2 separate regions of the Homo sapiens genome follow, and region 1 is linked to region 2. Evidence: chromatin loops called from intact Hi-C (ENCODE). Cell type or tissue: PC-9. All regions are shown on one strand.

Region 1 (2,500 bases), 64 kb before region 2:
CATTCTTTGAGGGACCCCCATTCAAGTTCAAGTTCACAATTGGCGTAAGTGAACTTACTTTTTGGGTGAAATTTGTGGTTTGTACATGAGGCTAGCAGAGGCTGAGCCTGTTTAGATGCTGATGGCAGAGACCACAGCACATGCCACGTATGCCATGATACACAGAAGTGGGCTCCCAGGGGTGTGCAGAGAGAGGGAGGGCTCCCCCACCCAGCACTCGTCCTCCCCAGGCCCTCAGCTGGGCATGGATGGTTCCCACAAGGAAGGGCCCTGCCCTAGGATGATGTGTGCCTGTCGGGGATTGGGGCAGGAATGTCCCTGACCGTGTAACCAGGCAAGCATCTGGGGCTGGAGGTGCTCATTAGAGAGGGGAGCCTGCAGGGCCTGCTGTTAGCTGAGCCACCAAAGTGGCAGAGGAAGGGAGCTTGCGGGACATCCAGATTGGTCTCTCCTAGAGACAGTGAGGGCAGTGATGCGCCTGCAAAGTGACAAACGGTTAGAAGACTGAAAGATACTTTGTGGAAGAAATGTGCCAGAAATGCGGCAGGCTTTGGGTGTAGCTGGCAGCATCTCAGAGGCCCATGCCGTGCATGCGCCCCGCCTTAGGCACCCAGGCCTTGCCAAGCCTCCTCACTTCTCCCTTCTGCAAGACGGGGGTGTGCCGGGGCCAGCAGCATCTGAGGGTTTTGACTATGAATTTGAAGTAGGAGAGCCACCTGGCAGGTCTGGAGCATCTGTGATGCCCATTTTCCTGCCCCAGCTTTGTAGGAGTGAGGGGAGGAGCCCAGCAGCCAGTCTCAGCACAACCCCACGGCTCTGCCCTGGCTTTCCCCATCCCGCTTGTGCTTGCGCTGAGGATGGACAAGAACAATGGACCCGGAAATGCACATTTTAGGGACTGTTGATGTCCTTGGAGGAGGTTGTGTTTGCAGATTGGACCAAGTTCTCGGGACTCCTCTTGGAACCGTCAGTGGTTTCACTGTCTGCCTCATGGAGGATTAATGAGATCATGTCCTTAAAGTGGCTCAGTGAGGAGCACTGTCCATTTTAGTGACATCATGCCATGAATCATAAATAGCCTGCGCAGTGCAGCTGGAAAGGGCGAGGACGGGACCCACAAAGTGAGCAGAATTTCCAGAGACTGTTCTTGGCTTAGGGTACAGGAGGGGGCTTTCCAAGGATGCCCCGTTCGTAGTGAAACAGGCTTCATTTTGTCACGGAACCGCAGGCTGAGCTGGGCCTGGCTGGGCAGGTGAAAGCATAGGGAGGCTCCCTGTATGCAGCTGAACACGCGGCAGCTCTCAGACTCTGCTCTTGTGGCTACCACCTAATGGGTAGGTAGTGGAGACCTGGCTATTTTGGGAGCTGTATTGAAGGCTGTGGCTTCAGGCCATGTTTCTTCGCTAGGGTGGAGGCACTGCAGAGCAGGGTGAGTAATGCTGAGTCAGCTGCACACCCCATCTCAGCCCAGGGCAGGAGGAAGCAGCTCAGAGACTTCTGTGGTAGCTAGAAGCCGGCTGTGGGTGGGGGCTCCTTGGCCTGCCCTGGGAGGGATCATTTCCACTCTGCAGCTGTGCATTAAACCCAGCACAGGGTGCTCAGCAGGGTCAGGGGCACCAGTTTGTTCCAGGGGTGGGCTGGAGCCTGTCTTCTTCACCAGGCTGCTGTGCCCCTGTGTGCTTGCTTGGGGACTTGTCCAGAACATTCTTTCTCTTTAGTTGTCCTTTCTAACTTCAGAAAGGACTTCACCCCACTGCCCTGGCCCAGGAGTGTTGGGTACAAATGTCTGCCCAGCTAGCCCAGCTCCAGGGTGGGTACCACCATGTGTCTTGAAGTCTTTTGTGGAACCCACAACCATGGGCCCTGCCTGAGGACCTGGGAGAAATAGAAAGGGCTGTGGCCTGGCACAGAGCTAGGTGGCTGTGCCCCCCTCGGGTGAGTCATGCCTCTGGGCCCTCCCGGAAACAGGGTGACAGTGACCCTTGCGTGCTGCACCCTCAGCCACAGGGAGGGTGTGAGAGGCAGCAGTGACCATCCACATGCTCAGGAGACATGTGCGGACTCAACTGCCCACGCATAGGAAGGACAGGAAGGGTGCTCAGGGACCCCACACCTGCCCCCAAATACCTTCTGAGTTGCAGATACACTTTGGTGTGTATCTGCACTTAAGCCCTCCGGACCCCAGAGGAAAGCTGCGGTCGTGCTCTCCATGACCAACCCCAAGACAAAGGGAGCGCGTGCAGGCTGGGGGAAGTGAGAGGAGGTGTGAGTGCTAACATGAGGCCCAGCCACAGTCAGCTTTGAGGACATGGTGGGCTGAGCATCGCTGGGCTTCCTCCCGTATGTGGGCTCTTCTGATGTGGTCGGAAAGCCTGGGATGTGGAAGTTCTCAGGAATTAATTGAGCCTGTTATAGTAAAAGATTTTAAAACCATATGTGGGCATTTTTTATTTTAGAGGGAATTAAGTTCCACTTGCTGTGAAATCCACATAGCAGTGGT
Region 2 (2,500 bases):
GGGATGACAACCCACGAGCACAGCGACACCCGTTTCCCACCTCAGCGTCCCCAGCCCCACCCAGGTCGGCCAGGCAGCTGCAGGTGTTGCTGAGTGAGTGGGTAAGCAGGCGAGTGCAGAGAGCTTGCTCACTGAAGCAGAGAGTGGGCGTATTGGGGTAACTAACACGGAAGTCTGCCCCTTAGACATGGACCAAGGCTTCAGCCACACAGCTGCTTGTCCCACATACATATTTTAAGCGGGCCAGATGCTCAGAGGAAGCCAGGCTGGGATATCTTAGTCCAGTGTTTATAAAACACTGTTCCTCATCCAGATGATTTCTGGGTAGATACTGAAGATTTCTTGGAAAAGGCAAGACTGAGGCTAAGTTTTGAGGGTTGAGTGTGTTCACAGAAGCAGAGCCGGGGGGAAGAGGGTGTTCTAGAATCATGCTTCGGCTGCCGGGAAGCCATCTGAGTCAGAAGGAAGCCGCCTGGGAGTAGATAGATGAGCCTCCAATGGAGACAGGAAGGTGGGAAGCAGCCGGGCTGATAGACAGTGGGGGTGACATACCGAAGCTCTAACTTACTTATCCCATCTGTTGCAAGACAAACAACCTTAGCTCTTTCCTGTAACACAATCCCACATAACACACTCGAGCAAGTGATAATAAGCCATTAAGAGCAGAAATTTGATTTTCATGGAGCCCTGGACAAAAGGAGGAAACTGAGTTAGACCCTCAGAGACTCCTCAGCACGTGAAAGGGATGAGGGAGGAGTCTGCACATAGGTGGGGTTTTGGGGAGGACTAAGGTTTAGTGAACAGCTCGGCAGTGCCCGGCTTTACATGCATCTTTTTAATTGCAGCACTCGACCTGCAAAGAGAGACTCAAATTTTTCTTTATGAACAAAGAATTGGTGACTCAGCTTGGTTACATAACTTGCCCATGGTCACGGTTAGGTCATCAGAACTGCAACCTCACTATGCCATTGAAGCCAAATTTCACTACCTTCCCACAAGATACTTCCTGGAGAGTTTTGAAAGAGGATAAACGTCACCTGTCCAGCAGGGTGTGAGAGCTGCACGGGCTGGGTAATGACAGTAGCTACACAGGTCTCCTGTTGACCATGGCCAGGGACTGTGTGCATGGAGGACTTGGCAGGGCTTGTCTCCTGTGATCCTTGGATTAGTTTACTATTAGTAGACTTGACTTGGTATGAGCATCATCTTTTATGTGGGCCAAATTTGGTCTCTGCTTCCACCTTGTCACCATCCCCCCATTCTCCCCAACCCTGACAGCCCAGCAGCCAGCAGCTCTTTGTAAAGAGCTCCCCTGATCATCCTCCAACCCCCTTGCCCAAATATAGAAACCATCTAGATTTCCCATGGCTCTTAGGCTGCAGTCCCACATCCCTAACCACGTCACAAGACAGGCCTTGACAACCCCACCACACCAGTCCCTGAAACCCTCACACACAAGCTCTTTCCAGCCCTGGCCCTTGCTGCTCCTTCTGCCTGGACCCCCACCCAACCCACAACCCCACATCTACAGATGTTCAGTTAATTCCCACTCCTCCCATCACATCAGAATTTCCTGATATTGCCTCTCTCATCACCTTACACTGCTTTCTAGAGTTTGCTATAATGGTACCTGAACGTCAATTTAAGTGTGTTGGTTAATTAGTCTGATGCCCCACTTGGTGTGAGGAGCTGGAGATGGGACTTTTCCCACCTTGTTGGCTCTGGGTCCATAATGCCTAGAATAGGGTGGGCCTGACACAAGGTAGGTGCTCAATATACACCATCGGATGAATAAGTGAACGCATGAATGAGTGAAGCTAAAACAAACACGCTGCCTCCTTTCCAGCGCCCTGTTTTGCCTCTGTCAGAGCACAGATAACAATATGCAGGAAGGTTCTTTTTATGCCTGTGACCTCTTGGTGACCCTCATTCCCAGTGCATTCCCAGGGGACAGTGGCTAAATCTTAATCAGCACAGTATTTACAGTGCTTGGGATCAAGAATGGGGTCAGTCTCAGGACATGGGACATCCTTCTCCAGCTCCGCTAACTGGCTGCTTCACTCAGTCTCGGTTTCCTGATTTCCACAAGGCAGGAGTTCTGCAACGGAGTCCTCCGGCCCCTTCCTGGCTAGGACTAACTTTCCAGAATTTCATAAGCAGAAACATTCACTCTTTTTTGTTTAAAAATGAAATAGATTTGGGGGATCCCCTCTAGCATCCTACTGTGCCCATTAAGACGATGCTTTGGAAGCCGTCAAAGACTCATCTTCTGACTACAGAGCTGTCTTGGGCTGCCCAGGAGCAGAGAGGCCTCCTTACCCACGTGGGAGAACACACAATGCATCTCATTGATCTAAAGCTGGTCTGGGAATTGCAAGCTAATTCGATTGGATCCGTAAATAATGCAGCCTGTTTTCAAACTGTGTGGCACTTTCATGCAATTAGGCTTTGCTGGGAATGAAAGGTCATGGGCCAGCCTGTTGGCCATGCAAACAATTGA

The links. Peaks named below come from ENCODE experiments on the same cell type or tissue, not always from the same donor. Only the 100,000 strongest peaks of a DNase experiment are listed, where the experiment ranks them.
Region 1: it touches region 2 in a loop (7-fold over the local background); 4 of 110 quality-filtered maps call a loop at or near these places.

Annotation. Positions count from the first base shown.
Region 1 is chr4:10,095,255-10,097,754 of GRCh38, reverse strand. WDR1 (WD repeat domain 1) reads left to right here. Exons shown (of 15, transcript NM_017491.5): 5 at 1-44. Among named protein-coding and RNA genes, the nearest start is that of MIR3138, 18 kb to the right of the region's middle. RefSeq lists enhancers at 1,034-1,523, 928-2,127. In PC-9, no CTCF peak of the experiment used is centred here; DNase peaks (open chromatin) are centred at 1,044 and 1,394; H3K27ac peaks cover 2,500 bases.
Region 2 is chr4:10,031,307-10,033,806 of GRCh38, reverse strand. It overlaps a transcript of SLC2A9 not described here. Among named protein-coding and RNA genes, the nearest start is that of SLC2A9, 11 kb to the right of the region's middle. In PC-9, no CTCF peak of the experiment used is centred here; DNase peaks (open chromatin) are centred at 566 and 976; H3K27ac peaks cover 1,557 bases.